Linked DNA regions of Mus musculus: all the other regions are linked to region 2. Evidence: chromatin loops called from intact Hi-C (ENCODE). Cell type or tissue: heart. All regions are shown on one strand.

Region 1 (8,000 bases), 230 kb after region 2:
GCACTGTTGGTGCTGTTACTGCTCCTGTCTTCCAGGCTTAGCCTGATGAGGTCCTGATGATCTCCATGGAAACTGAGGACTGGACACTTGAAGGCACACAGTGCGCTTAGCCTGCTTGGCCTAGTTAATTATTTAACAAAAAGCAATTATAGGTGAAGTGATTACTCTTATTGGGGTTTTTTTTGGGGGGGGCAATCAGTGTCATGCATGTAACTCTAATTTTGTTGTTTAGGCTAACTTAGAAAAAGCAGACTGATATGTTTCTTTTTGATCTGTTTACTTGGTTCCCTCACCTAGGCTTCCTTAAGGGTTGGTTACCAGGTGAGACCTAGTTAGAGAACAGGTTGTAATTAAGGAGAATTATGTTGTACAGTTGAAACTTTAATCATGATTAATTTGTTAAAATCATAATTTTATGCAAAAGTCACTCATGGTAAAAATTGTTTGGGCTGCTTGCAAAAGGGTATGTAATGAAAAATCTTCTCTTACTCTTAGACCCTTTGTGATTTTAGGTCACCTTAAACATGCTTCGAATGTTTCTCTACCTGTATGCAGGTAGACGCCATTAGGAGTAAGTACCTTAGATGCCTTTCTCGACTGACTCATGGCACCTGATTGTTTCTTGGAGTGGATGCAGGGAGTGAGCTGTTAAATAGGATTGTTACTGCTTTAGATTGCTGCTTGGTTGATACTCTTTTTGCAAATTCCATTTTCTTAAGAGTTTAGTATTGAATTTTATATCTGAGTGCTGAGCATCTCTGAGATGATCACACAGAAGACACCCTCGTCTGACTGGCGGTGCCACGCTGGCACTCCTGGTCTTCTCCCATCTCCACTCAGTGCAGCACTGGATTGAATCTGTGACATTCTAAGTGAAAGTGTCTTGAGTTCTTGAGTGTTAACATTACCTTTTTTTTTGCAGTGCTAGGGATTAGACTCATAGTCGCATATGTGTTACACAGTGCTCTTTACTGAAGTATATCCTCAGCCCTTTAAATTTTTTTAAGTGTGTTTGTTTGTATGTGTTGGGAGGACAGCTTGTGGGACCTGGTGTTTCCCTTCACCGTGTGGGTCCCAGGAATTGAGGTCTTCAAGCTTGGCCAAAGCACCTTTACCTTCTGAGCCATATTGCTGGCCCCTAAGTTTTAAAAATTGATTTATGTACAAGCATTGGGGTGTATGAGTGCAGGTTTGTACAGAAGCCAAATATTCCCAAGGAGCTGGAGTTACATGGGAGTTACATGGGTGTTACATGGGAGTTACATGGGAGTTACATGGGAGTTACATGGGTGTTACATGGGAGTTACATGGGAGTTACATGGGTGTTACATGGGAGTTACATGGGAGTTACATGGGTGTTACATGGGTGTTACATGGGAGTTACATGGGTGCTGAGAACAAAATCCCTGTCAGAGCAGTAACAACTCCTAACATCTTTCTGGTCACGCCACACGCCCCTTCACTTTTACTTGAGTTAGAGTCTCACTAGGTTGTTCAGGCTGCCCTTGAACTCAGGATATCCTGCCTTAACCTGAGGAACTAAGATTAAAGAGGTGACCACAGTACCTCATAGATAACATTTATATTATTGATAAAGTGATTGCCTGTAGCTGACCTCTATGGTATTCTGGTTTTATATCATTGTCTTGCTGATTTTATAGAAAATAATTGGGAATGTGATTCTCTATTTTATTCTTTGAATAATTATTGATAGAATTATTCTTTGAAACTATTTAGGCCTGTGTTTTGAGGAATAGCCTGTTAGCAACTATCTTATCATTTATAAGGTCCTGTTCTGATTAAATTAGATTATTGCTGTTGTTGTTATTGTTTTAGTGTCCTACTATGTAGTCTTGGTTGGTCTGGAACTTGTCATGTAGCTTGGGTTGGCCTCAAATTTATGTTTGTTTTCCTACCTCTGCCTCCTGAATGCAAGGATTTATAGGCTTACCCACTATGCCTGGCTAGACATTTAGTCTAAAACTCTCAGGCAGATAGAAGTAGGACTCAGTCAGTTTTGTGGAAGGTGCTTAGTGTCAGAGGGCTAAACCCTGTTTAAGTTTGAAATATTGGTTAGCATGGCTTCTCATTAATCTGAGCATTTTACCTGCCCAGAGTGGCTAATACCCACCTTGGAGTTTGTTATGAGGGTTAAGTCATGTATTGAACAGTGGCCAACTGTATGGGTATGGATTTTGCTATTTGATTCATGCTAGATTTATTCTAGTTTACCTTATTCTTTCACTGTTTTTATTTGTGACTATTGGTTATACTTGTTCACAGCTTCTCAGACAGAAGTATTCAAGATTGTCTTTTAGTCTGCCTTAAACTCGTAACAAACGTGGTCAGAATCCAGAGGCTTCATTCTGCCCTTTAACTGTCTCAGAGTGTACTCTCTGTGGGTGTGTGTGACTGCACAGCTATATTGCTATTGGTCACAGGTTTGAGGTTCTTTACAAACGTGAAAAAGGAATGAATTATTTTGAAAACCCTATTGGCATGTCATGGCAGGCAAATCAAGGTAGAGGACATAGATAGAAGACTTCTGGGTCCATTCGCCTCTTCTGTATTATGCCTCCCACCATTGTGCTGGGTCTAGGAGGCAGGCCCTTTGGGAGGTGATGGGTTCATGAGGGCTGTCTGCTTTGCTAGAGGTTCCAGAGCCTGCACTCCACCTTCAGCAGTTTGGAGGAGGTGCCTAGTTAGAATCCCCCTGTGGCATTCTGATTCCACTTCAGCCTCCAGAACTGTGAAAAAGACATTTCTGCTGTTTCTACAATACTTTGTCATAGCAACAGCAGCCCCCTAATTGTGTCTCGTCATCATTTCCTCATTAGTGGTTGTGAGAAACTACAGGCAGCCTGAAAGATTCCAGTCTTAGTGGAGGTTACAGTTTATTCTTTAGTAGGGAACATTTTCTGGATGCCCAGAGAATAAGAAAGGATTTAGCCAGTAGTCTGGAGAAGGCTCAGTATGTGTGTAGGGGCTATTTCTCATCTCAGTTGAAATGTAAGAAATTTTAAAATAGATTTATTGTTCAGTTGTATTCATACAAAGGTATTTGAAGGCCTACTATGTGTTGGGAAGAGCCAGGCACTAGAAATAAACAGATAAGTGAGCCCTAAGCTTCTAGTTGTGGTTCTAGTACAGATTGTAGCTGTTACAGGCAATGTTGGTACAATGTAATAAAAGATAAGGCAAAGTACTGTGGGGACAGAGAAGGGAAGATCATTACTTGGGACTCAGGGCAGGCTTTGTGTGCAGTCTCTGAGCTGTTGTACTTGTCTTGTTTTTACAGTTCTGGGGTTAAACTCAGGACCTTGCTCATTCTCTTAACCTGTGTCTTTATAGTATCTTGCAAGCTTACACAAGAATGTATGTAAAAGCATGAAGATGTATACCTGGTGGGGTTAGGATAGGGCAGGTTCATTGTAAGCCAAAGACAGGCCTTGCCAAGTGCTCAGTGAGCATTGAGTCCTCTTGAATGTGATGTCAGAGGTAAGAGGTCCTTCCTCTGAAAATACCTTCCAAGTTTCATTTTAAAATCCATCTTTAACATTTACTCTTTGGGAAACACATTAAAATTCAATCCCAATACATTAGAGACTTGTGTCCTGGGAACAATCCCAGAGCACAGCCACTAACAGAAACAAATGGTACCCAGTACTCTGCTCACCTAGATGGAGTTAGTGCTTGCTCCTTTCTGCCATGTGGTTCAAAAGTTCATTTATTTTGCCTAAGCTGGTAGTTTCAAAGTTAGGGGATTTGCCTCTTGGGGTTCATTCATAGGAGGTTCATTTTGGAGTATGGAGCAAAAAGATAGTGCGTTCATAGTCTCCATGAGCACATGTGTTGAAAGGGAGGGAGGGGAACTGGAGAGATGACTCTGGCTAAGAGCGCTGTTCCTTCTCATCACCCACACTGGACAGATCACAACGACCTGTCATCCGGCTTCAGAGAATCTGATGTCCTCTTTTGGCTTTTGTGACTTTCTGTGGACACTTGTACACAGACCCAGAAAAATGCACACACATGAATAAAAAATAAAATAAAAATTCAAACAACAAACCATCTGACCAAAACACACTACTGTGTATGCCATTATTTTATTCCTTTTGTGTATGTAAATTTCAAACCTGTGTGTGTGTGTGTGTGTGTGTGTGTATGTGTGTATCACAGTGTGTGATGTTTAAGAGTGTGTGCCATTTATATTTAGTACCTGTTTAGAAGCAACTGTACTAGACCTGTGATCAAGTTAGTGAGCAGTGTGTCCTTGTTGGTACTTATATTCAAAGAACAATCCATGTCAAGCCCCCACTCCCTTTTTTTCTGAGACAGTGTTTTTCTGTTAACAGCCCTGGCTGTCCTGGAACTCGATCTATAGATCAGGCTGGCCTTGAACTCAGAAATTCACCTGCCTCTGCCTCCTTAGTGTTAGGATTAAAGGTGTGTGCCAGCATGCCTGGCTCAGGTCACCTTAGTGAGATAGTGAGGCCCTTGTTGTATCCGACCCTCCTTTCAAGCTCACTAGGGCTGCAGTTCTTTGGTACCACACTGACATCTAGAGTCAGTTGTCTGCATTCCTGAGGCATTTCTGATAGGCTTTGGGTTTCCTGTTTATAGTCGTCCTCTGGTCTCTTGTAGTATTGTTTTGTTGGTGGTACAACCCAAGTTGTTTCCTATACCTCAGCTGGAGAATGTTCACTGCCCACTGCTCCGTTACAGTATCAGAAGAAATCACTTTTGTTCCAAGATACTGTTCACAATGAGTTTCTCTTACTCAGAAATTGCTCTTCTCCTTACTCCTTTTGCCCTTCTCACTTGATTCTAATTGTTTCATCATTTTTACAACTCAGGAAAGTATTTATTTCCCCTCAGAACTGAGATCTGTGGTTTAACTTGAAGCCTTCTCTCAGTTAATGCCTATCACACATCTAGTATGTTGGGTAGACTGACAACATAAACATGGTAACAGTTTTTAAAAACTGTTAAGATGAAGTTTTTTCTTCAAAGTGGGGCTTTTTAGACTATTCTTGGAAAATTAGAAAAAAGGTCCTCCAGTTGAGTTTTCTTGAGGTTTTCATATTCTGTAGCTACAATTAGTGACAGCTACTTATGCTCTGCCGTCTGGCGAGGCCGGCTGTTTTCCCACTTGTCCTGTCCTTTTCTTTTGGTGGTCACGGTTGCTTTTGAGACAAGATGATGTGTCTCTGACTTCAGGTTAATCCTATACTCAGGGATGACCTTGAACTTCTGACTCTTTATACTTCACAATGTTGGGAATACAGGCTTGTTTCACTTTGATGAGTTTATGTGGTGCTGGGGATCAAAGCTAGGGCTTTGTGCCTACTAGGCAAGCACTCTGCCAGCTGAGCTATACCCCAGCTCTCTTTGATGTTGTCTTGATTGCTGTATGTCCATTCACATTGCCGTAGATTCTGGAGTTGCACTGTCAGTGGCTTAAGTAAAAAGCAAGCACATCTATGCTCTTCCAGGGTTGGGGAGTGCTTTTCTGTTTTCATCAGTGCCCTCTTGCTCCTGTGAGAGTAAACGAAGCTGTGTGAGGTTATGTTACCAGTGGGATCATCCCATAGCTCCATAGGAGCTACTTTGTAACTGTGAAGTTTTGGTCTTGTGTATACTTGGAATCATTTTTGTGTGTTTTATGTGTGTGCGTGCACACACATGCGTGCTGGAGCATGTATGTGCTTGTGTGTGTGTAATCACTTTTTTTCTGTTTGAATTTCCAGTTTTGTGTAAGCCTCTGCATGCACTCCCACTCTTTGTTTCAGTGTTGTGTGGTCTTTTGACACAGAATATCATGTAGCCCCCTTTGAACTCACTGGGTTGCTCAGGACCACATCTAGCTTTAGACCCTCTGCTTTCACCCAGTAAGTACATGTACCATGCTCATCTTGATTTTGTTTGTTTCTGAAATAGGGCCCAAGCTGGCTAAAGCTGGTAATTCTGCCTTAGCCTCCCAAGTGCTGGGGTGATGATCCTCACGCCTGACCCTTCCAGTTACTGTAAAAGTCTGGTTACCATTCTTCCTTTTTAAAAGTCATTGTCTCACTACATGAGCCTGGCTAGCTTGCAAGTTGCCTCATCTAGATGAGGTTGGCCTCATTTTTTTCAGAGATGTGCCTGCCTCTGCCTCCCAAGTGCTGGAATCAAAGGTGTGTGCCTATGTACCTGGCTCTATTTTTGCTTCCTTTAGGGTAGTATATGGGAACTAAAATAGAATAGGTCTTGATGTTATTGTCAAATCTTTTACTAGGAACTTTAAAGCTCTAAGTTCTAGTTTTGCTTCAGACAACTTATTTTTGTTGAAAAAGCTCCTAAGAGTCAGAGGCAAGCGTGTCTTTGTGAGTTTCAGGCCAGCCTGGTCTACATAGCAAGTTCCCAGCCAGCTAGGACTATACAGGGAGACCCTGTTTCGAAGAAATAATACGCTCTAGCTTCAATAGGAAAAATTGTGAATAGGTAGTTTTTTGTCTTTATGCTTTTTTTTTCATATATATCACAGGAGGATGAATTTAATATGTGGATGATATTCTCTCTTGGTTAAAAAACAAAGGTTAGATTTTAGTTTTAAAAACTGAATCTGGGGATGGATCCCAGGGCCTTACTGAATATTGGGCAGGTGGTCTTCCACTGAGCTAAGTCCCTGGCTTGTGAAAAGCCTTACAAATTAGATAACTCTCCCCATTATCCACCCGCTTAAAAAAAGGACAAAGAAAGTCACACTTTAAAGTCATCATCCTGTTGTATTTACCTCTGTCCTAGTCCTCAGTTCTCTGTGCCCATTGTCGTAGAAGGCTTAGCATTCCTACCATGCGTTGTGGAACAGGTCTTCTTAAAGTAGCATGCCCTGGGGAACCCTGACTATGGCTGAGAGTCACTGTGGGAAGCTTACCCAGCCCCAAAGCTAGCAAGATGCTGCTTTTGTAACACTGGCAACTTTATTTTTCCCTCACTGCTAACAAGTGGTTCTTAGTCTGAGAGCCCCTCTCCTGTATTGAAAACGCTATTTCCACATTACTAACTGTTGAACATTGTATCAAGTGTCCTTTGTCATGCTTTTGGCAAAACTGCTGTTCTAGTAAACACACTTTCTGGTAAACACACTTTGAGAAAGAGTCTATTAGAGGACAACTTGATTATTGGTAGCTTGCTGGCTGCATGCTCTTTTCAGTGATCGATGCTGTTCAATACTTACAGGTAGATGACTTGTTTCCACATATCTCTTATGGTATAATTCTTGAGCAATTTCCTGAAAGATACGCCGAGCACTCTTCTGCAAAATCAAAAAGGAAGCATTTGTCTTTCAGGAGCATGAGTTCTATCTTGGTTGCAGGGGATTCAGCAATGGGACCCTTAGTTAGCTTCTTAGCTCAGGACACTTAGCAGAACTTAGGGCTGAGAACTGTCAGGTTAAGATGGCAGCTTCCTGCCCAGAGGATGGTTGAGCGTCCCTAACCGGGAACAGGAGCCTCGAGGGTGGACGTTCTTACTGTGCTGTTCTCTGGGCTTCTTAACACAGTTTACCATTGAACTGGATCCTGCCTATCACAGTATAAACAAGCAAGAACTCACAGTACCTTTTTTGAGCCTTTGGTTTCTCTGCTTCTTGGACCGTTAGATTTTGACTGCCAAGAATAAGAAAATCTGTGAGCATTTTGTGATCTGAGCTGAAAGAGGACTAAGCTGGCACAGTGTTTGACACACATTAGGTAACTCTCATAACGTTTTAGGTGCTTTTAATTAACAAATGAATTTAACACCTTAAATGGATGTTTGTTATAGCATATGAACAAATTTTAATAAATATTTATACCCCAACTTTCTAATATATATACAGACCAAAGATACTCTTTTGGTACATTTAGTGTTTTGTTTTGTTTTTCGAGATACATGTAGTTTTAAATATTTTTAAGGCAACTTCTAGTTAACTTCTCATTAACTATTTCTGCTCTTAAAGATTGTCCTTCAGTTTTCCT
Region 2 (8,000 bases):
GTCATCGAGGAGGCTGCGCCCTCCAAGAAAAAGATCTCAGAAAGGAAGCCTCCCCCTCAGGAAGGCATCAGGAACCAGACGCAGCAGCTGGTCTTTAAACCCCAGTGTGACGGAAAGGCAGTCTGCCCTTTCCTTATCCTTTTGGTCAACAAGGCACAGGATGCTCTCCCACTAGCCCAGCCCTCTGCTGCTCCGCCTCTCCCATAGGTGCTCAGCGTGGCCGTGACGCACACTTTCCAGATTGCCAAGGCCCGCACTCAACTTGGTTATGCGCCGGACAAGTTCAGCTTCGCCGACGCAGTGGAGCGATATGTGCAGGCCACGACCCCGCAGCCCCGCTGTTGCATCGTGCTGACGCTCCTGCGGCTGCTGCTCATGCTGCTGCTACTGTTCGCCCTGCTCGGCCTGGCCCTGTACTTCCTAGGGCTGCAGCCTTTGCAGGCGGTGGTGGAAAGGCTCTGAGCCCGACCACGACCACGACCACGACCTCGCCCACGTAGTAGCTCGCTATCTTTCTACCTGGCTTGACCTCCCGGTTTAGGCCCGCCCCTGCCTCTTGACTCCGCCCCGATTCCTGGCCACGCCTCTGCTTCGCTCTCTTGGCTTCTATTCGTCTGCACATTTGGGTTTCCCGGCTCTTGGCTCCTTGATCCTGTGTGTTACTCTTTTCCCGAGGCTAGGCGAGGCGGTTGATGAGGTCCCAGCCTCAGCCTGCTTCCCCTTCCCAGCCATTTCCAGTCCTACCCAGTCTAGCCCTCTCCTTCCTATTCTTCCAGATTCTTCCCTGATCTGACTTCACCCCTTTCTGCCTCCATCTCTACGCTGAAACCCCAGTGAGGTCGCTTCTGTTGGGATAAGCCTTAGCCCTGCCTTCACGGTTGGTCTAAATGCGTGAGTTCTGGTTGGTGGAGTCTGTGGAATTGGACCTGTCTTCTGCCTCCTTCAAGGACCTTCTCCCTGCCACGGCTTCTTTGAGTTTATCCTGACACCTATCTATGTGTTGACTAGCTGGGAAAGGATACCCAAGCCCAACTTAGTAACTTTTGGTTCTCATTTAACGAGTGGAACCGACTAAGCACAGTAAAACGTTTCAGGTCCAGAGGACGCAATGGAGAAAAAAAGTTTGTAAAAGAAATTTGAGGGCTGGAGAGATGGTTCAGCGGTTCAGCGGTTGAGAGCACTGACTACTCTTCCAAATATCCTGAGTTCAAATCCCAGCAACTACATGGTGGCTCACAACCATCTGCACAGCTAGAGTGTACTCATATATACATAAAATAAACAAATCTTTAAAAAAAAAGAAATTTGAATGTCTCATTTAAAAAGTACCAATATAACAGACAAAATAAGAGTTTGGCTGATCATATTTTATGTTTGTGTGTATTTGTATGTGGTATCAGAGGATGTCATTCCTGAAGCTGTCTTACCTTATTTTTCCAGACTGGTTTAGAGTTTAGAATTTGGAATGGGTAGGGTAGGCAAGAAGCCTTAGGGATCCACCTGCCTCTGACTTCTCAGCTCTGGGGTTACAAGTATATGCCACCTCACCCAGCATTTTATGCGGGCACTATAAATGGAAGTCAAGTCCCCATCCTTGTGTGACAGGCACTTTGCCCACTGAGCCACTTCCCAGCCTCCATATTTTAGTATCATTTGTATCTCTTGATGAGTAGTGCTCCTCACCATCATCTTTAAGACTTTGAGTCCACAGATCTGCTCTCAACAGAGACTGTACCTCCCTGCCATTGTGATGTGGACTGTGGATCCCAAAAATAACAGTGTGTAAGCAGATCCACGGGTATCTATCATCTGGTACGCACGTGGCGTTAACTGAATAAACACCACGGACCCTAGCAGAGAACAAAGTAACTACCAGGCTGCAGTGGAGGAAAGAGAAGGTATGAGTCAACCTTCATAGGTGGTGTGGTGTTCCTCATAGCACGTGTCCCGGTCAGGCAAATTAGAAAAACTGTGTAGGAGTTTTAAAATACAGTAGTTAGAATTTTGTGCGTGTGTCTACTTTTTAAAAAGACTTATTTATTTGTATAAGTACACTGTAGCTGTCTTCAGACACACCAGAGGAGGGCATTGAATCCCACATGACAGGATGGTTATGAACCACCCTGTGGTTGCTGGGAGTTGATTGAACTCAGGACCTCTGGAATGGCAGTTTGTGCTCTTAACCCCTGAGCCATCTCTCCAGTGTCTACTTGGTTCTTTGTTTCTTTGTTTGTTTTTGTTTTAAAGACCAGTGGTAATCATTTCTATCTGTTTAGTGCCCAACGCTGGCAGGAGCTTGCATTTGTATAGCCTTATTCCATTATTAGAGCCACACTTACAGTAGGGTTTGTTACCGTCAATGTAAAGATAAGGAATTGGAGGCCATCACTAACTTGAAATATCAGAAGGTGAGGGCTTCTGCTCTGTAGCTGAGATCATTTGGAAGAACTTCCCAAGGTCCAGTGGGAAATGTAACACATGGTTTATGTCTATTGCAGCCTAATTCTGTTCCAGGGTTTGGGGTTGAACTCTGGGCTCTACTTCCTTATCCCATACCTACAAATCTCAGGCTGTCCGAGGTTGGCCATCATACTTCCTTCTCCTGATGCTATGATGAAATACTTGGGCGAGCTGGGTAGTGACTTTTATTCTAGCACTTGGAGGCAAAGGTAAGCAGATCTCTGAGTTCAAGGCCAGCCTGGTCTACAGAGTGAGGTGCAGGACCACCAAGGCTACAACAGAGAAACCCTGTTTGGGAAAAACAAACAAAACCCTGACACTAGCAACTTAAGAAAGGGTTTATCTTGCCTCATAGTTCATACGTCCATTGTGTGAGCAAAGTTAGCGTCTGGAACATGAAGCAGCTGGTCACATTGTGTCTGTAGTCAGAAAGAAAAGAGACTGTCATGTTTACCCAAGTTCTGAGATGGTACTGCCCACTATTAGAATGGGTTCCCACCTCAACCTCCTGGAGGAGCTCTGTCACATAATCCATCAACAGGCCTAGAGACTACCTTAATCTAACCTAACCCCTGACAGGTGTGCCTGCCAGTGCTTGCAGATCCTGTCTAATTGACCATCAACTCTAACCTTCACAACTGGCAGTTGAACTTCCTTCACTGATAAATTTTTATCATCCAAATGCCCCCCCCCTTCTCTAAACTCCCTCTTTCAACCTTCTCTTCCTGAGAAATATGTTTTTAGGGCAGCCTTACATGTTCACATTATTGTCTAGCCAAGAATCAATTTACTTATTTTCTGGGTTTCTCCGTCTCTTCCCCCTCAAAGCAACAAGACTAAGGCCTGAGCACTACGTAGCAGCATAGATCGCCAGCTCAAGAATTCTTCTGTCCTCTCTTTATCGGGTGGGAAAGGATACGGTACCCCCACCCAACACACAAATCCCTGAAGGATTCCGATGCTACCCTAATTACCAGCCCCTGTGAGATTCACACAGGAAGGGTTGGCTCATTTAAAGAAACTAAAGGAGGAAGCATTGATGCAGATGCAGAAGAAAGGCCACTATAAACCAATGACATAGTTTATCCGAATAGGGCAACCAGTGAGACTGGTTTATAAGCGTTCTATTAAAAGCCATCTCCAACTGTGGACCAATGCTAGCCAGCTAAGAGATTTTCAAAGTCACTTTATGTCTTCCCAAGCTGAGGATGGTGCTTGCCACCAAACCTGATGAATGTCCTGTATTCAATTCCTAGGATCTACAATCCCACACTGTAGAAGGAGAGAACAGACTCTTGCAAATTGTTCTCTGACCTCCACACAGACACGGTTGGAGGTGGAAGTCTATCTTCTCTAAGGTTAAGGGTGTGGCTCAGGGGAGGAGTGCTATCCGAGGATGCCCTGAGTTCTACTTTCAGCAGCAGTGACGAAAGGAGAGGGGGGAGGAGAGAGGGGGGGAGAAGAGAGAGAGAGAGAGAGAGATCAAGCGAGAGCGGACCTATGTAAGTCTTCCACTATCATTCCGCTTATTTGCCCCTCTTCAGAATAAAAATGTGTAGTGAGCTGTCCACCCTTCTTTCACCCTTTTAAAAAAACAAAAAAACAAAAGCAAAAACAAAAACAAGGCAGGGTTTTCCTGTGTAGATCTGGCTGTCATGGAGTCAAGTGTAATTGATGAAATAATAGTGTCTCTGAATCCTGACCTGTCTTGCTCACTCCTGAAACCTCTCAGTGAGCTGAGTTCTTTTCTGGCACAAAGTAGCGCTTTCATAGTTGTGGATAAATAAGCATCGAGGGGACACTAAACCAAGCCTAGAGACCATGTGAAAGAATGAAGAAAGCTGAGACCTCAAGAACGCCTTTCTACGTAAGACTCCGCCCAGCAACCCAGCCCTTCGCAGTCACCTGACGTCTTTTCCACCAACAGAGACTTATGAGTGTCAGAACCAGGAAGGGACCCTCTCTAGCTCATATCCTTTGCCGTCGGCAGAGATCTCAGAAATGTGAACTAAGACCCAGAGCGCCTGTTGGGAATTTGCGAGCTGTCTGGGACCCATTGCCCTGAAAAGGGATGGGATTTTATTTTGTTTTGTGTTTTGTTTTTCAGGGAAGAAAATTAGTGGTCATGACACGTGTTTGTGTACCAGGCTAGAGAAAGAGACCAGTTTCGTTCGTTTCTTTCTTTCCTTCCTTGTGTTTTTTTAAAATGAGCTTCAGAAAGATTGAAGAAAAGAAGACAAAACCGAAAGCATGCAAAAATAAATTAAAAATTTAAAACTTAGGGATGTGGCAGCGGTGGGATTCGAACCCACGCCATCGAAATGACTGGAGCCTAAATCCAGCGCCTTAGACCACTCGGCCACGCTACCTCCCATTTGTAAGATAGGCCATTCAGAGTATATTAGTGTGATGACGCAGTGAGCTGCATTTTGCAAGCTCCGCCTCTGGGCGTTCCCGCATGCCCAAAATGAATCCAGCCTTTCAGTATGTAGGGACATCCGCCTCTGGTTTCCCAGCGCCCTGGTTTCCAACACGGCCATCAAGCAAGAATGCACCACTAAAAAGGAAAGGACAGGACAGTCCCTGAGTGTCAACCATGAAAACGCCTGATCCTAAAGTGAGAGAATTTGAGTTTTGCATTTTCCGAGGACGTGATGCTGCCTACAGCCACCTGGGGGCAGTGCTGCGCCGCCGCGTCCTCCAGGCGGGCTCGCCTGGGCGGGGCAGTCACTCGGGAACCGGGTTTGCGCCGAACCACTTCAGTCTGTAACCTCCTGGCTCATGGCCGCGTGGTGTCCAGGGTGTCTTGGAATGTTGTCACGGATCTTTTGTTGATGTGGGCTCCTTCGCTTTTATTATCACATTTTACGGAGTGGGAAAAAGACCTGTCAGTGTGTGTCAGGTACCTCGCCAAGCTAGCGTCCTCCCGCCTCTCAAGCCCCACTCCAATGCAGACTATTTACGTTGTTTTCAGGAAAATACAATTACAGAGTACCGCCTAGCAAACCTTGCGTTTCTACCGTTCAGAATTTTGAAGATCGACTTGAAATTCTTGAAACAAAAATATAGGTTATTTTTTTCTTCTCTTCTGATATTCATTCCCAAGTTTGATTCTTTTAAAAGCAGTTTTAAATCCTTCCAGTTTCCTTTTTGCAGATTTTATACTTAACTAGGGTCATCCATTTTCTTGCAACGTTTAGGGAAGATAGCAAACAAAACTACAATAAAAGGTGAGTGGCTATGCTAACCAAAGACTCCCACGCCACCAACCCAACAGCGGTGTTCAGACCCAAATCCCCAGACGGTTCATATTGTCTTATGTGACAAAAGGAAACCTTTTTTCGGGGGGCGGGGGGGTCAGCTATGAATGGATGAATGGATAACAGAGCTTCACGAGCAGCGAGAGTAGATTTGCGCGCGGCTTAGATGGAGGCAGGAGGATCAGGAGTTCAAGGTCAGCCTCCGCTATATCCCTAATTAAAGGCTACATGACCTGTTATTGAAGTTGTCTCAAAAACTTAAGGATAGGAAGACTAGCCTAGATTTTTCCAAGTGTCCCTTAGAAGAGGTGAGAACCCACAGGAGATAAGAAGATGGAGCTATGAGGAGGCTGAGAGATGAAGAGGCGAATCAAGGAATGCAGGTAACCTTTTCTAAGCTTTGTGTGTTTATTTCCCCGGGAGGGGGCACACCAGTATTCATGGAGAGATCAGATAACTTGGAGGAGCTGCTGTTTCCTCCCACCTCATGGATTCCCTTTGAAATCAGCCTCAGATGGCAGGCTTAACCGCAAGTCCCTTCACCCACTGAGCCCTCTCCCCAGCACCTGACAACCCATTCTCCCCTGGAACTTCCAAAGAAAATAGGAGGGGTCTGACTCCTTGATTGTAGGAATTCTGTTCTCCAGAATGATTGGAGTTACTCAGTTCGTAGTAATTGGTTAAGCCAATACAGTATAGGAACCCCACGGGTTTGGGGGCCACTGGCTCAATAGCTTCAGTAACCTAGGAAATTTGCTACAATGTTGCAGCAACGGTAGTACCCACCCCACAGCATTTGTTGTGAGAATTTGCTTTTCTCATTCCATCCACAATCTCATTGACCCATAAGTGTCAGACATCGGTCTGGTCCTATCAGAGAGTAAAGTCCTCTCTCTCTCTCTGTGTGTGTGTGTGTGTGTGTGTGTGTGTGTGTGTGTGTGTGTGTGTGAGAGAGAGAGAGAGAGAGAGAGTGTGTGTGTGTGTGTGCTCGTGTGCATGTGCCTATGTGTCTTCCTCTATCACTCTTTGGTTGAGACAGAGCCTCCCTGCTGAACCTGGACAAGACTAACTGAGCTCCAGGGATCCCCCTTTCTCCATACCTCCACCACTAGGATTACACTCAGCTGCCTTGATGTCTGGCTTGTTAACAAGAGTGCAGGGGATCTTGGGCCCCTAACTTTGTAAGACAAGTACTTTACTGACTGAGCCATCTCCCCAGACCCTGAAAAAGTTTTTTGTTGTGTTTGTTTGTTTAAGACAAGGTTCTTTGTGCTGCCCTAGTTTTCTTGAAACTTGCGCTGTAGAGTAGGCTGGCCTTGAACTCAGAGATCTGCCCCTAAATGCTGGGGTTAAAGGTTATGTGCTCCCACTACCTGCTTAATTGCTTTTAATTATATGTGTTGCTGGGTCTCTGTGTGATTTTGTGTGTGTGAATGAAGGTGTCTGCAGAGTCCAGAAGCAGGCATTGGATTCCCCTATAGCTGGGGTCATAGGCAGTTGTAAGCTACCTGATGTGGATGGAGGAAGTGAACTATGATTTTCTGCAAGAACGGCATCTGCTCCTAACCAGTGAGTGAGTCATTCAAAGATCAAACCTGGCAATCCAGGGCAGGCACCGCGAGGATGCCCATCCCAGGGACCTGAGCAATCCTTTGCCGCCTATACCTCAAGATCGTCACCAAGGTTCTATGGGATCCTGTGAATATCTTCTCTACCCTTGCCCATGAAGGGACTTGATAAGCCTCTACCAGGAGAAAACAAATGATAGTTTCTTAGTTACCCAATGCCATATCTTCAGGACTGAGGACAAAATTGACCAAAAGAATACTGATTGGAAAAAAACAAAAACAAAAACGGTTTTTCTTCTTTTAAGTGTCTGTCTGTGTGTGTGTGTGTGTGTGTGTGTGTGTGTGTGTATGCACTGGAGTGCTAGAGATCAAGATCAGGGTCTCCTACAGATTAAACACACTATTGATCTACGCGATAAGCTATAACACACGTGCCCTGATGTTTTATTCTTGGTGAAGGTCACATGATCTGAATTCCATTGCCATTTGAACTCAAAGGCAGAGGCAAACACTTCTGCCCAGACCTGCCCATCCTAAGAGCTAATAGAATTATTGTCTGGACATGGGCAGGCCCTGGCCTGCCCTCCTGGAAGATCACCCTTTTCTGCAGTCACAGGAAGGACACGGAGTTCTCTTTATGTAGGCTGTCTCCCCAGAATAACTCTGAGCATACACACACACACACACACACACACACACACACACACACACA
Region 3 (8,000 bases), 280 kb after region 2:
CTGACACAGAGACATGGAGTACTGCTGCTTACTGGCTTGCTCCCTATGGCTTGCTCAGCCTGTTTCCTTTTAGAACTCAGGACCATCTGCCAGGGTTGGTACATCTCATAGTAGGTTGGACCCTCCCACATCAAACATTAATCAAGAAAATGCCCCACAGACTTGCCCACAGGCCCATCTGATGGAGGCATTTCTCAATTGAGGTTTTCTCTTCTGCAATTACACCAAGTTTGTGTTGAGTTGACAAAGACCTTAACCAGCATGTCATATCTGTCTGTCCTCTCAGGGTCTTGGCTGTCACATCTCATCTTACCTTAAAATCTTTCAGATGAATACTTCTAGAATGTGTGTTAATTTGGAACTATGTCACAGTCTTTCTTTCCCATCTATAATAAATTTTCACTCAGCAGCCAGGATCCTGCCTTACTATTCCACATGCCTGCTAATTAAATAAATTATATACCAGGCAATAAATAGGACCTGCTAAATAAGGACATGGATGGAGATAGCTTCTTGGGCTTAATTCTAGCTCTGCTACTTGTGAGTTGTGAGCTTGGCCACATCTCATCACCTTCCTGTGCCTTTCTTTACCCATATGTAAAATGGGAGACAGGAATCACCCTGCCTTTCCAGGACTCTTCTCTGACACATATCATGTGCTCAATAAATGGCATTTTTTCCTAAAATTGTTTTGCAAATTGAGCTGTGTTTATTTATGGCGTATAGTATATAGTGCTAATTAATTTTTGTCCCTGTGACAAAATATTTGAGAGAACAAACTGAATGCAGCAAAGGTTCATGCTGTCTTGTGGAGGATTCAGTCTATGGTTGCTTGGCCCTGTAGCTTTTAGGCTTGGTGGAGGTGACACATTGACATGTTGCAGTGGGAGCAAGTGACAGAGCAAAGGTGCTCACCTCATGGCTCCAAGGAAGCAGAGAGGTGAGGTGGAGAATGAATGTATCAGGACAAAATATGTCCTTCCAGTTACCTACTTACTTCCAGCAAGGCCCTGCCTCCTGATGTCTTCTCTACCTCCCATACCCATGAAGGTGTCACAATGGGCTGACATGCAGAGGGGACTCAAACCCTTGTGGTTTAATCTCCTTCCCAAAGATTCTACCTCTGAACACTGCTATGCAGAGGACCAGCAGCATGTGAACTTCTTGAAAGACATTCAAGACTGAAACTACAAGGTTAGAGAGATGGCTCAGTAGGTAAAGACACTAGCTATGCAAGGGTGAAAACCTGTATTCCAATCCCAGCGCCCACATAGAAGCTGGACATAGAGTGTGAGTGTCTAACACTAGCTCCTCTATGGAGAGATGGGGAGGCGGAGACTGGAGACTCCTCAGAAGCCTGTGAGCTGATGAGTCTGGCACATTCATCTGTGAGCAAGCAGAGAGACCCTGTCTTTAACAAGGTGGCAGGGTGTTAGCCCTAGAGGTTGTGCTCCAACCTTCTCATTCTGTGACACTTACATCACACACATGTGAGCAAACCATGCACACACATGCCCCGCCCCATGACTAAAAAAAAAAAAAATCCCATAACATGTCTAGATTGTAGGATGGCTAAAGTGAGTAACTAACACACCCATTACCTTGTATACATATGTGTGTTTGTATGCCTGGAGAATGTGTAATCTACTCTGAGCTCTTTGTTAACTATAGTCACTGTGGTCTCCAGAACTTACCCTTCTTACCTAACTGAACATTTATATCTGTTGACATTCCTCCCCTGAGTCCTTGATAACCACCACCCCACCTTTCTATGGCTTAATGATATCCTGTGTCCATGTCTGAATATGTCAGTGTTGGTTCTGAGAGGAATGAACCAGGCTGCTTGCGGTCAACCAGCTTGTCTGGCCTGTTGAACTGGATAGTCTTCATATGATCCCTAAGAACATTCACTAGTGAGTGTGTGCTTAGTATCCACTGGGAAGACTCATCCCTGGCTCTGCCTGTCACCCTCATTCTCAGTCACTCTCATTCCTTCACCGTCACATTTCCCATGATGCACCATGATGAATAAAGTGATCCTAGTTCCTAACAGTTGAGAGAGGCAGGCTCATCCCGCACTGTAGCCCACAGCATGCACTGCACTGCTGTATGAAGAGGAGTCGAGTAATTCAGAGGCAAACATCTCACAGAAACGGCCTTCAAACTCCAGTTGGCCTAAGTCTATGTTCTCAACCACTAGATATATTGCTTATAGCTCGGCAGAGTTCCTCTGCTCCCTCATTATTCTGCCATATTTTTTCTTCTGAAGTCTTAGGGCCATCTTGGTGGATGGGGGCAAGGAATCCTGGGAAGAGAGCTATCATTCACCCTATATTTCCACGTGGAAATGAGAGGATTTTAGTATCCCCCTCTCCCTGAATTTCCCCTCCTAGGAGACGAGGTGGCTTAGTGGGATGGGTTTAGATTTAAGTTGCAGCTCTAGCACTTGCTTTTGGGTAAGTCCTCTGACTTCTCTGGTCTCTGTGAACAAAGGGCTACATTAGTTATTTTTCTTGTTGTTGTGATAAAACCTATGACAGAAGCAACTTCAAGGAGAGTTTTACTCTGATGCACTTGATGCACGGTTTCAGAGGAAAGCACGGCGGTGGTGGTGGGGCGTGAGGGTACAGGTCCTTACAGTTTGACCAACCAGGAAACTGAAAACAAGACCAGAAGCAAGACCAGGGTATACCCCCCAGATGTCTGCTCCTAGGGAGCCGCCTCCTGTAGCCATGGTTGCCACCAGCTGGGGAATCAGGTGTTCAGACACATGAGCCTGGGGGTGACATTCCACACTCAACCCATATTATTAATTGCTTTCAAATGAAAACGGTTTTGTTTGTTGAGAGCTGATGATCCAGGTAGGTGGTGCAGGATGAAGTGGGTGAGTGCTGGCTACTGTGCTGTCGTGGTGTTCATGTCTGGATTGCAGGGAAGGGTTGTGGGGCTCTGAGCAACCCCACCAGCCTTTCTCATCTTCCCACACAGGTTGGGGCTGTTGGTTTGTTTCTATGATGGTTTGGAGCTGCTGGATGCCACCCTGGCCCAAGTCCTTCTCCACCAGATGCTCAAGTGCAGCCGCCTCCGGGGCTTCCAGGCTGGCGTCCAGAAGGTACGGATGAGATGCGGGTCGCTGGGTCCTCGGCCTCAGATCCCTCACGTGGCCTGGATTTTGAGAACATGTTATTAAGCACTTCAATCCTGGCAGATGTTGTCCCCAATCCTGGAGGAGAGGAGCATAGGGGGGAATTATGAAAAGCAGTGTAGACAAAACATGGGTGTGTTGAAACACAATCAAAACAGCTAGGGCTAGTTGAAATGAGTGGTAGGAAAGTGGTCGGAGAGTCTTAGCATCTGTATGAGCACAGCCTGGTGATGGATCCTAAGGGCGATCTGCTCAGGGGTTTGGGGTAAGGCCAGCAGTGCTGACAAGTGGCTGAAGGACAGACTCCTCAGGAGTAAAGGCTCTGCCAGACTCCACCACAGGCACCAATGAAACAGGAGGGTCACAAATTCAGGGTCAGCCTGAATAAGGCCTTCTATCTATCTATCTATCTATCTATCTATCTATCTATCTATCTATCTATCATCTGTCTACACACACACACACACACACACACACACACACACACACACGAGATGTAGCTCAATGGTAGATTTTTTTTTTCATAAATTGAATTGAAGGGGCAAAAAAAAAAAAAAAAAAACCCAAACAAAAAACAACCAACCAACCAAACAAAACAACCAGTCACCAAGGCAGGGGCCAAGCTGACAACCCAAATCTGACCCCCAGAAGCACATGGTAGCAGGAGAGAGCTGGCTTCTGAAAGTGGTCCCCTGACTGTGCTTATGGGCCATGGCACATGAGCGACCCAGCTCTTGGTGAATGAATGGATGGATGTGAATGAATGGATGGATGGATGGATGTAAAAGGGAAGGTCTTCAGCTGATCCCAGCATGGGAAGGATGGGAGGAGCCCTGGGTGAGTGTCTGTTATCTACTGAGCTCCTAGACTTGTTTCTGGTCAAATTAGCAAATACAGATGGCTGCCTCCATCCCTTTCTCTCTCCGTCTATTTTAGTTTTTGAGTAAAGTTTGGTTATACACCCCTGGCTGGCTTCTAGTTTGCAATCCTCCTGCCTCAGTCACCTGAGTGCTGGGACTTCAAGCACGTGTTACTGTACCTAGCCTTTTTATTTCTATTTTTTTCTCATTCACGTTTCAGATCTTTTTTTGGTTTTTCGAGTCAGGGTTTCTCTGTGTAGCCCTGGCTGTCCTGGAACTCACTCTGTAGACCAGGCTGGTCTCGAACTCAGAAATCCACCTGCCTCTGCCTCCTGAGTGCTGGGATTAAAGATGTGCGCCACCACACTCGGCTCAGATCATTTTTTTTTTTAATTTATAAATTCGAATCATAATATTAGAATGTTAGTAAAAGAAAATCTTGGTAAAGCCACCAGTGATTCCACAGCAGTTTTTCACACAGAATTCCAAACACCTTGCTGTATTTGATGTCTCCCACCACAGTCATTTATTTGTCAAGGCCTATTTTTGTGTTCAAGGAAAACATGGGTCGGGGTGGAGGTTGGGGGGGGGGCATCTTCTGGTTCCTGGGAAACCGGTTAGGGATGCAGAGCTCAGCAGTTCTCAGACTTGAGTGCTCAGTGGGTTCAGTCCATGGCCTTCACTGGGTTCTGTGCTACCAGCTCAGATCCCTCGTGACCTGGGATTGTGTATTTCAGTCATCATGTGCTGCGAGTAAGCAGGGGATGAGAGCCACCACCCTAGTTCTCACTTCCTTCTGTGCCATGGGAACAACACTGGGGAAGGGAGCCTGCGGAAGAGAGCCTGAAACCAATTCTTCCACTTAGCTTTGCTGCCCCCCAGTGGCAACTTTGAGATTGCATATGTGAAAGTAACGTTATGTGTGCCTGAAATGAATGTTTACACAAATTTATGTGTTACAGCATAAACATTAGGCCATTTTAAACGTTATTTATTATTTATTTTTACGTAATTCTTTATTGTGTGTGTGTGTTGGTGTGCATGTTTATGTGTGTGTGCATGTTTATGTGTGCATATGTGTGCACATGAAGCCTATGGAGGCCAGAGAGCATCACTTGAGAGTCAGTTCTTTTTAATCCGCTGTGTGGGGTCTTGGATCCCGCTGAGGTCACGAGGCTTGGTAGCCAAGTAACTCCACCTGCTGAACCATCTCCCTGGCCTCTCAGTTTTTTGTTTTTATTTTTTGTACAGAGGCTATGATACAGTCGGTGAGTATATATATTACCTTCCTTACCAGAATCAGATGGGAATTCTTGACTGTAATTAGGAAAGTATATCACAACAAAAATAATTTTTTAAGACAGTTTTAGAAACACACAGAAATGTACAAGATGTGATTTAAGTGAAAGTATAAAGCATTAAGTAGTTCACATTATAAATCTGTAAGAACTTCATACTGTATATTTCTAACGACATATAGCCAGTTGGGAAGATATACACCACCCCCTCCCTCCCTCCCTCCACTCCCTCCATCCCTCCCTCATTTTCTTCCTCCCTTCCTTCCTTCCTTCCTCCCTCCCTCCCTTCCTTCCTTCCTCCTTCCTTCTTCCTTCCTTTTTTCCTTCTTTCCTTCCTTTTTTCCTTCTTTCCTTCCTTCTTTCCTTCCTTTTTTCCTTCCTTCCTTCCTTCCTTCCTTCCTTCCTCTTTCCTTCTTCCTTCCTTCCTTCCTTCCTTCCTTCCTTCCTTCCTTCCTTCCTTCCTTCCTTCCTTCCCTTTTTCCTTCTCTCCTTTGGAAAGTGTTCTATGACTGAGCCCTGTGCTCATTTGATCATTTCCATAGTTACTTTCATGAGTTTGGATTTTCACTTTATCTTTCTTGTACTGCTGAGAATTATTTCTTATGCAGATTACATATTAACATGAAAAGGCCCCTGGATAGTTCACAAAAGGAAAGCAACCAAATATATGGATATAGAGTTCAAGATCACAACAGGAAAATAGACTGCTACAAAATGCGGCATAGTCACAAGGGAATAAAATTCTTCCTGCCATGCTTGAAGGTTGATTGAACAACACATTAATATTTAAATGAAACTCAAAGTGAATTTTCAGCACATGAAAGCCAGGCCTGGAGGACGCGTTCCCAAGGGGGCCGTCACTGTCTGACCATGACCAAGAATACCGTGCTTTGCAATCCCTGGGCCCATGTCTAGGGAGGGCAGTATGGAGTCCTTATACCCAGGAGGTGGTTGGAGGGAGCTCCTGCCTTACTTTCTTTCAAGGCTCATGCCAGTTCCTTATCCTTCCAGCTCAAGGCCAACCTCTTGGACATTGCTACAGAGAACCAGACCCTCAACGAGACCCTAGGCTCTCTGTCAGATGCAGTTGTAGGTCTGACCAGCAGTCAGCTGGAATCCCTCTCCTCCGATGCAGTGCACAGCGCCATCTCTACCCTCAACCAGGTTACAGGCTGGGGCAGAAGCCAGATTGTCATCTTGTCTGCCAAATATTTGGCTCAGGAAAAGGTCAGCTGGAACTTTCAACTTTCCTGGAGTGTCTGAGGGCCAGTGTAATGTTAACTGGGTTGCTGTATAGCAAAATAACATGGAGTTAGTGGTTTAAATAACAGAGATTTTCCCCTCACAGTTTAGTGTGGTTTCATTTCGAAGCCTGTTGTTTTGGCTGTGGACCACAGCCATCTTTCTATGGATTTATGGGAACTCCATGACAGCAAACTTCATCTGTTTTTCTGTCTGTGTCTCTCTGTCTCTTGGTGTGTACATGTGTGCTCATTTGTGCAGATATGTGGTAGCCAGAGGGAGGTTGAGATGTGTTTGTCAAGCATGTCTCTACTTTGTTTTATCAAGACAGGATCTCTCGTTGAACTCAGAGCTGGCCATTTTAGCTAGACTGGCCAGACAACAAGCCTGAAGGATACACCTGTCTCGGCCTCCCACCCCAAATTCTTTTTATGTGGGTGCTTGGGACCCAAATTAGGGTCCTCATGCTTGTGCAGAAAGCCCTGTGTCTACTGAGAGCCATCTCCCTGTTCTTGTTTCTCTTTTGGTAAAGGCATTACTTCTGTCAGTTCAGGGTCCTGTCTAACTCTAATTATCTCATGACCTCGGGTTTCTATTCCTGTGCTAAAGCACACCACCAGAAGCAACTCAGGAGGGAAGGGTTTATCTGGCTTTTGGGTAACATTAGGGGAAGCCAGGACAGGAACCTGGACACAGGAACTGAAGTAGAATCTATTGAAGAATGCTTCTCACTGGCTTGCTCCTCATAGCTTAATCATCCTGCTTTCTTACATAGCTCAGGGCCATCTTCCTATAAGGGAGTGGCTTGGGCCCTCCCACATCCATCATCAATCAAGAAAACACCAGATAGGCCGGGCAGTGGTGGCCCATGACTTTAATCTCAGTACTTGCGGGGCAGAGGCAGGTGGAGTTCGAGGCCAGCCTGGTTCACAGAGCAAGTTCCAGGACAGCTACAGCTACATAGAGAAACTCTGTCTAAAACAAACAAACAAACAAACAAACAAACAAACAAACCCCCAAACCAAAAACAACCCTCACACCAGACAGGCTTGAATGGAGGCCAACTGAGGCATTTTCTAGCTTCAACCATCTAGCCAGATGTCTCTAGTCTGCATAAAACTAGCCAAGGTATCTCATGACCTCATTACAACCTAACAGTATCACATAGGGGTTAAGATTCAGCATATGAATGTTGGGGAGGACACAAGCATTCTGTCTGCAACAGTCAGCTATGTGCACGCACAGTAGAAACAACTATACAGAGGATGTGTTGAGAACACGACTGGCATTTGAATCTCTGCTCTGTCATCTACTTGTGTGACATGAGGCAATTGCTTACTTTCCCTTTGCTCAAGTCCCCCTGTTTGTAAAATGGCTAAGAATAGCTCCTCTCCTCCGAAACTGGTGCAGATTACCTGAGTAGTCCACAAGGAGGTGACTGAGCACAGGGAAGAG
Region 4 (8,000 bases), 150 kb after region 2:
CTGCTATTTTTTTTAAAAGATCTTTCTTCCAGAATGTATTACAGTCTTTTTATTTTACTATTTTACTTGTTTCTTAAACATGAACAACTAAAAACGCTGAGGATAGTCTTCTATTAATTGTAATCTGCAGCAGTAATTCAAGAAGGCTGAAAGCTGAAAGCTTTTCCTATTACAAAGACAAATGCGTCATCCGGTGACATTCGTAGTCAATGTCTGGTGCCAACATTACTCTAATTGAGAACACAGACACACACAACCTCAACATAAACATACACACACATACAAAAACCAACAGTGTCAGTTTTAATGACCCTCTAAACAATGATTCAGCGATTAAGTGCACATTAGAAATTCAGGGATGAGCTCATGTGAAACTTAGAAAGACCTACTCAGCTCGCAAAGGGCTTTCAGTATTCCTTTAAACTCCCACTTCATTTGGTGATCCATACACCTGTGACGCAAACCCTTGTCCCAAAGGTTGCAAAGCTCCCTCTGCCAGTGACAACTGCACCGGCAGCGGGTCTGAAGGAAAGCCGGTCTTTGAAGCTCTTCCACCTTGTTCTTGGGGGCACACTTCAAAGCAAGCGCCATCATTACCTACATAGAAGGCTCCTGCTGTCCCAGAAAAGACTGTGCCCAGAGATTACTGTCAGTATTCTTAGCGTGCCAACTCAGTCCTCTAACAAACGGCTCCTCACCAAAGCCTCTCCACCTCTTTGTGGCTTTACACCTAACAAGAGACCAGAGCTGACTGAGGTAAGAATGGCTTTGTTACTCTGACTAGAAAGGAAGGCCCTAACATTTAACACAGTTTGTCCATTTAAATAACGGCAACTACTACTAGATGAAAAGAATGTAAAACTCTTAAAGCTTTAGAGTCCCCCCCCCCCCACCTTTTTAAAGACATGTTCTCACTATATAACCTGGGCTAGCCTAGAGCTTCCAGTGTAGGCCAGGCTGCCCTTGAATTCAGATCCACCTGGAAAGGTGTGTACCACCACACCTGCCACTATGCTCAGCTGGATTTGTGGGTTTTTTTTTTTTTTTCTCCTTTTGGTAAGTTGTTTTATGAAGCAAGCCATAGGGCTGGAGAGATGGCTCAGGTTAAGTGCACTGGCTGCTCTTGTAGAGAACCTGGGCTCAGTTCCCACCCACATGGTGGATTACTTGCCTACAACTCCAGTGGGACACGGATATACATGCAGGCAAAACACATACATAAAGAGTAAAATAAGGAAATCTTTAATTCCAGCGCTTGGGAGGCAGAGGCAGGCAGATTTCTGAGTTTGAGGTCAGCCTGGTCTACAAAGTGAGTTCCAGGCCAGCCAGGGCTACACAGAGAAACCCTGTCTCAAAACAAAACAAAACAAAACAAAACAAACAAACAAAAAGACCTGGGTTCAGTGAGTGGGTAAGAGCACTGGCCATTATGCCTGATAACCTGAGTTCAGCTGCCAGGACCACATGGAGGAACGAGAACCGACCCACACAAGTCTTCCTCTGGCTTCCATATACACCCGGGCTGGTTTTGTGTCAATTTGATACACAATATAGTACTATCATCAGAGAGGAGAGCGCCAAAATTGAGAAACTATCTCTACATGACTGGGTTGTACATTAGCCCATAGGGTTTTTTCTTAATCAGTGACTGATGTGGGAGGGCCCAGCCTATTGTGGGAGGCTTGTTTAGTCTTAAACAAGTCTCACTATTTTTGTAAAGCATTTTATTTTAGGCCATCTATCTAATACAAATCTACATAAGTTAATAAAGAAGATCATAAAGAACACATGATAAAATCCGACTAGAGTTCCTTAATCTACACAGAGACAGAGCTGTTCGCAAACTCCTTAGCAGCAAGTGCTGAAGGTGTCCCATTTATTTACTCGCATCTCCAGATGTCTCTATGAGTAGATTCATGAACAGCATCCCATTGAGTGGGAGTCCTGCCTCCCTAATAGCTGGCTACAAGTGGTGCCACTGCCTACATTAATACCTAGGTTAGAAAAAAGCCAGTATGTTCTTGAGAAACAACTGTAAACTCTGTTCAAAGGTAGTTCTTCTAGGCTGGCTCTGGGGTACACTGCTTACGTGGCACGCACGGAGGGCCTAGGGTCAATCCCAGCACACCAAACCATTTAACATGTAAGTCAACAAAATGGGGAAAAGATGCTCAAAAGAGCAGCCATCATTCTTTCATGGGCATATTAATGAGCTAGCAGGATTTCATATCTTCCATTTGTACTTTATATGGCTACTTATGATGCAGAAGCCATGGCAAAGTCCACTGTGATAACAGCTATGAAAGCCTCTGGAAAGTAGAGAAGAAGTTCCAAATGGAAATCAACAGTAAATTAGCCCAGAGGTTAGGGTTTGTTAGACTTGAAGATGTGACACCTTCATCTGGATCAGAAGTTAAGAGTGCCACACATAGCACCAAACGTATTTTGTTTACCACTCAGTAGACCGAGATAGTACAACTGCTGGTTCCTGATAACCTCCTGGAGACGGGGGTTTGGCTGTTGGGTAGACTAGGGCTCTGGATTGAGGAGAGCTGAAAACGTTAATCTTGTGTGAGAGCCTCAGTTCAGGTCAACAAATACTAAATTAAGTTTCTATTATGATGTGTTATATATGATGTTAGACATGGGAGACTGGCCAGTCCTTGAAGGTTTTGGATTCTTCTTAAATATGGCAAAGAAAAAACTCTTGCTTGGATTATATGAATTGCTTTCATAGAAGCAATCGCACGATGGTTGCTTCAGTCCTCAAGTATCAAAGTAGGTCATCAATCCTTATGGGGCAAATCTCAAGTAGGCTAAATGTCTAACAAATTTGTCTTGTGGACATGGAGAAATGTGATGGCAAATCGGCATTGTAACTGCTAGTCAGCTTCAATTATAGCAGTACAGGGATCTATGTGGGCTTAGGTCATTTCACATTAAGAAATCAAGACAGACAGGATTAAAAAAACCAAAAAAACAAAAACAAAAAAAAAAACAAAAAAACAAAAAACAAATTAGCATCTCTCCAAAGAGCTACCTGTTTTCTTTTTCTAAGTATGGATCATTCAAGCCCGAATTTTTCCCCCATCAGATTCAGTTGAATTGTGAACAAGAGGCGGTGTTTAGTAGCCAACTCAAAAGAGATATTAATTTTCCCAAAAAGTTTGGAGTGGAGATCATTATACAGAATAGCACAAAGGATTCCTGCGGATCCCTCAGCATGGTGGTTAACAATGTCTACTCTGGGGTCTGCCGTGAATACCTAGTCTCCCCAACAGTATCTTCTTCAGCCAGAGGTACCTACTGCAGCACCTTATGCTATTGGGAGAATTAAAGGAGCCTACCAGGGTGTTGAGGGCCGGCCTATCAGTGTCCCCAAACACAAAATCCTGCTATGAATGTACAAGAAAATGGGCCACTGGCTTCAGACTGGGGGCACTCTTGAGATTGTCTCTGGAGATGCCCCGATGCAAGAAAACCAAGGCAGGATTATTTTTAATTGAAAACCCGAAAGAAAGATAAGCGCATGATAAGAGCTGCCCTCGAATAATTTCATTTAGCCCCCGATGAACGATGGCTAAGTAATAAATTAAAACACAAAACAAAACAGTTTAATACCCAACTGAGTAAGCTGTAAACTGGGATGCTAAGAAACTGAACAGTGTCTACAGGCTCCTCATACTCGGCTTTAGGGAATCCACCTAAATCTTTTAGCCTCTGCTTTCTGGAAAACGGGACAAAAAAAAAAAAATTTACTCTCACAGAGAGATGGCGCGGGTACCGCACAGCAGCACTGCCCTCCCACCACCTGCAGCGGCTTTGCAGACTCTGCGGACCATGAAAGGCGATGTGGGGCAGGCAGGGCAGCACGACCCGGACCCAGGCCAGCAGCTCGCCTCTAGAGCAGGACAAGCTGGTCCACTCCTGCCCACCTCAGAGGTCCATCCGCTCATACCCGGCAAGCGCTTTCTTAAAGCACCGAGCATCAGCCTGTGTGGCGCACCCGCAGGGCCGTGGGCCGCGCGCGCTTGCTCTCTGCGGTCGGGATGGGCGGATCCGTTGCCAGGTGAGGGCAAGAAGCACCGGGCCGCGGCATCCCAAACCTCCAGCCTAAGGAACTTTCTAGCACTTTCCACACCTGCCACCCCCGGACTCCCACCCCAACAATCCCGCCCCCCCCTCCCGACCGGCGACCTCGCCCTCACCTTGCTGGAGGTCCCGGTGGTCGTACCACGGCTCATCCTCCATCTCGAACTCCTCCACTAGGTTATCTGCCAGCATGTCGCCGGGGACGTCCGGGGGCAGCGGGCTCTGCCGCCGCCCTGCCGTTTCGGCCGCTGCCCCGGGCTCTCCCCCGGCCCCGCCGCCCTCAGCCAGAGCCACCCTGGGGCGGGACACGCAGGTCCCGCAGCAGCTCTCGCCGCTATCCCGCGCCGCCCAAAGGCCGGCGCCCTAGCGAGCGCGCCCCGGGTGGCGCCGGGAGCCGGCTCCTCACGCCTGCTGCCCGGCCCAACGTGGCACTTTGGCAGAACCCTCCCAAAGCCGGGGAGACGATTCAAACCCGGGAGGCACCTTGACCAATCACGAATGAGCCGCCTATAGAGTGACAGCGACTTCAGCCAATAGAATATCAAAAAAGGTCGCGGGTCCGAGGACCATCAGCCAATAATAGCTTAGGAAGGAACAAAGGAGGCGGGGAAAGACGAAGAGGGTGCGGTCGGCAGCCCCTCCTCTTTTGTCTGCGTCGCGTCTCCTCAGTTGAGTGCACTCCAGTTCCGGAGTGTGGAGGTGGCTTTGGCGAACACCGGGTGCCGAGGACTACTAATTCTGGGCACGGGTCATCATCTTCCCACCCGAGGGTTTCGGATGCGGGCCAACTCTCCTTGGCTCTGCCCTCGGTGATGCTCGGAGGGAGACTCATGGTCCGTCGGGAAGTTAAAGCCGAGAGAACGCTACTGAGTGAGAGCTGCTCCTCAATCTTGGAGCCCTGGCCTTCCAGGGGCCTGGCTATGAACTCCTAAAAGGGCAGTCACCAACCCCACTTCACACTCCAGAGTCCCGGGCTGGCCAGTGGAAGCCGCCTCCCCTGAGAAAAGTTGCCACAGTTTTGCATAGAATTTCTTAAAGGTTCATAGAGCCCAGGATAAATACCTAAGATCAGGCATTGCACTTGGTGGCCAGCTTGCCGGCGTCAGCTTGTTAACACAGCCGTAACTACTGTTTCTTGGGTTAAACTTTTAATATATTTGGGTACCTCACTTAGGGAAACTCTCAGAGGGCAGAAAGGTCGGCGCAGATGTTTGGGATGTTATAACTGATAGCATCTACAGAGGACGGGAGAAGAACTGTGACAACTGAGGGGGGGAGGGGATGTTATAACTGATAGCATCTACAGAGGACGGGAGAAGAACTGTGACAACTGAGGGGGGGAGGGGAGTAATTACTCAGGTTTGGCAGTAGTGATTTGGTAGAAACCTCCTGAAGTTAACTCCTTCACACAGATCCGGAGTGTCACCCGAACTAAAGTGGAAAGCAGTTGAAAGTTTGCCTTATCCAAAAAAAGCACCAGTTGTGGCCTTAAAATAGTGTACTCAGATTACTATGGCTTAAAACAGGAGAAATTGCTAGGAAGAAGCTACAAATCCTCAGAGATACTTTTATTTCTCTGAGATCTCGGGTAATTTGGAGGAAGGAATACTTCACCCTAATTTCTTTTTTCAGTGCTAACGATGCCTTAGGCGTGCCACTCTCCATCATTCTTGTGGGTCCTAAGATGCTCCTTTTCAGATCAGTGTAACATGCACCTGTTCCTGGGAACATGGTCTTGTGAAGGTCAAGAAAGCCTCCCCATTGTGAGGTTGGTTTGTTGTTTGTACAGAGTCTCACTGTGCAGCCCCAGCTTTGCCTAGCACACTATGTAGATTAGGCTGGCTCTGCCTCCAGAGTGCTGGGATAGAAGGCACACAACCATCAAACCCTGTCCCTACAGGAATGTTGTTCTGGCGAGATTTTCCTCTTCATTCCTTAAGAAAGACTCCTTAATAGACCTTAAGGTACCAAGAACCTAGGGTTAGAAATCTAATTGTCTATCCACAGTTTGTACTAGCAAAGCAGGCGTTAGCTCACCACTTAGGGGAGAAATGACCTCTTTGCTCAAAGAGCTATGAGAATCAAAGAAACTGTGCCCAAGAAAGCTGTGTTGTTTCTAACACTTATTGTGAAGGGACTGTTAAAAAATAACAGCATCAAAATAATACACTTCCTTCTCTTTTTGCCTCCCTCTTCCTTTTTCTTTTTCCTGTTCTCCCGTGGTACTACCAAGGGCCCACTCACATGCAAGGAGAAGTTCCAAGCCACTGTCCCCAGCCCATGAGTATCAAAATAAGTAGTAATAGCAACAGATTGCAGTTTGTTAATGATGAATCCATGGTGATATAAATGAGAAAAAAAATTTCCTTATGAGGAATGCCAACCAAAAATGTAACAAAGTAATATTAGCCAGGTATAGTGGTGCCCTCAGCACTGGGGATGTGGAGACAGGAGGCATGTGAGGTTGATACCACCTGTGCTACATTGCAAGACCCTGACTAGGAAGCAGAAGCCAATCAAAATAGAACAGGCCAGATAGTTCAGTGGCTAAAGGTGCTTGCATCCTTGCCTGACAAGCTGAGTTGATGGCAGCAACCCACATAGTGCAAGGCTGGAAGTGACTCCCACAGGTTCTCCACATGTACCTTGTCACATACAAAACCCCCCCCCCCCAACACAAGGATCAAGTGTAACTTAAAACAAGTAGTAAGAGTAACAGACTGTCACCTCACAAGTTCCTTCTGAGTACAAGTACACCAAGAGGCAAGATGTCCCTAGTCAGCTTTTTGTTGCTATGTTTTAAAAACAAGAACCAAGGTTGCTGGTAAAGCTTCTTCTTCCAGAAATGTCAATATCTCAGCCCAGACACAAAATGAAGCAATGTAGAACCAATTACTGTAGTCACACAGAACGCTGTGGAAAGTAAGACAATTCAATTTAGGACTTGCAGGTGTGTAGCCGCTGAAGCCTGGAGTCATGCGTCTGACCTCAGTCACTGGTCTCAAAGACCAGGACAGCCCCATCTCAATTCCAAATTTGGGGTGCATGGGAATGTTCTTTAACCGTTTTCAAAGAAAAAAATAACACACCCTACAGATTTTATTCATTTTTGGGGGGGTGGGTCTATGGGTTCATATTTACAGATGCTATTTTCAGAGACCATTTTTTGTGTATGTTCTGCAAAACCCTCAACAAAAACTGTACTGAGAAAGACCTTGCAAGCAAAAAGCTCTGCCTTGGAAGTGTCTCCATGAGGCAATCATAAATGGCAGCTGCAGTGATGATAACCATTGGCTTAGAAGCAGGTTGGTGAATAACTATGCAAGTTGAGGCTAAACAGAGGGTTTCAGAGTTTGCCTAATTTACCAGTATATAGTGTATTCATCCAACCTTATCATGACTGTGTTCTATTGTTTTGTTGTTGTTTTTTGTTTGTTTGTTTGTTTGTTTTTCAAGACAGGGTTTCTCCATGTAGCCCTGGCTGTCCTGGAACTCGTTCTGTAGGCCAGGTTGGTCTCAAAACTCAGAGATCTGCTTGCCTCTGCCTCCTGAGCGATGGGATCAAAGGTGTGCACCACCAGCCCTGGGCTCATTCCAATGCTTTTTTATCTCTTTTCTATAAAACGCTTTGTGGTAAAGTCAGGTTGGCTTCTGAAATCCTTTGCTTTTGGCTGTAAAGATGAAACATTCTCTTCATCTTACATTAAAAATCATTTAAAGGGATTTAAAATAATTTTTAAAGATAGTAATAGCAGCTTTTAAAAGATGCAAAGTGACAATGAGATAAACCTTGACTAGGATGGAAGTAATCGAAAGGAAAATACTGCTGTGTCTTTTTTGTGGAGAATTAGGAAGATGTTATTTCCTCAGTATGTATAAGTAAAGAGTTTAGACACTTTTCCTGAAAT

What was found. Hi-C counts contacts between places; a loop is a spot of excess contacts. Peaks named below come from ENCODE experiments on the same cell type or tissue, not always from the same donor. Only the 100,000 strongest peaks of a DNase experiment are listed, where the experiment ranks them.
Region 1: a loop joins it to region 2, with 3 times the contacts of the local background. A loop is called at or near these places in 11 of 42 quality-filtered maps.
Region 3: it touches region 2 in a loop (3-fold over the local background); 15 of 42 quality-filtered maps call a loop at or near these places.
Region 4: it touches region 2 in a loop (3-fold over the local background); 4 of 42 quality-filtered maps call a loop at or near these places.

Annotation. Positions count from the first base shown.
Region 1 is chr7:121,059,980-121,067,979 of GRCm38, forward strand. The region is part of intron 4 of Mettl9 (methyltransferase like 9); the gene reads left to right. It overlaps Igsf6 (immunoglobulin superfamily, member 6), which reads right to left. Exons shown (of 6, transcript NM_030691.1): 4 at 7,602-7,649; 5 at 7,220-7,297; 6 at 4,088-5,538. The coding sequence ends at 5,482. Among named protein-coding and RNA genes, the nearest start is that of Igsf6, 11 kb to the right of the region's middle. In heart, a CTCF peak has its summit at 4,572; no DNase peak of the experiment used is centred here.
Region 2 is chr7:120,830,732-120,838,731 of GRCm38, forward strand. Gm5737 (predicted gene 5737) reads left to right here. Exons shown (of 12, transcript NM_001370881.1): 12 at 208-1,093. The coding sequence ends at 462. n-TLtag1 (a tRNA gene) reads right to left here and starts at 4,829; the gene lies at 4,748-4,829. In heart, no CTCF peak of the experiment used is centred here; DNase peaks (open chromatin) are centred at 170, 4,380, 4,900, 5,120 and 1 weaker place; H3K4me3 peaks cover 3,307 bases; H3K27ac peaks cover 2,596 bases.
Region 3 is chr7:121,115,554-121,123,553 of GRCm38, forward strand. Otoa (otoancorin) reads left to right here. Exons shown (of 29, transcript NM_139310.2): 12 at 2,989-3,112; 13 at 6,315-6,530. Among named protein-coding and RNA genes, the nearest start is that of Otoa, 36 kb to the left of the region's middle. In heart, a CTCF peak has its summit at 4,891 (motif pointing left); a DNase peak (open chromatin) is centred at 4,768.
Region 4 is chr7:120,977,769-120,985,768 of GRCm38, forward strand. It overlaps Cdr2 (cerebellar degeneration-related 2), which reads right to left and starts at 4,544. Exons shown (of 5, transcript NM_007672.2): 1 at 4,209-4,544. The coding sequence starts at 4,284. Mfsd13b (major facilitator superfamily domain containing 13B) reads left to right here and starts at 4,741. Exons shown (of 8, transcript NM_001374644.1): 1 at 4,741-4,962; 2 at 7,236-7,397. In heart, no CTCF peak of the experiment used is centred here; DNase peaks (open chromatin) are centred at 4,003 and 4,643; H3K4me3 peaks cover 3,895 bases; H3K27ac peaks cover 3,727 bases.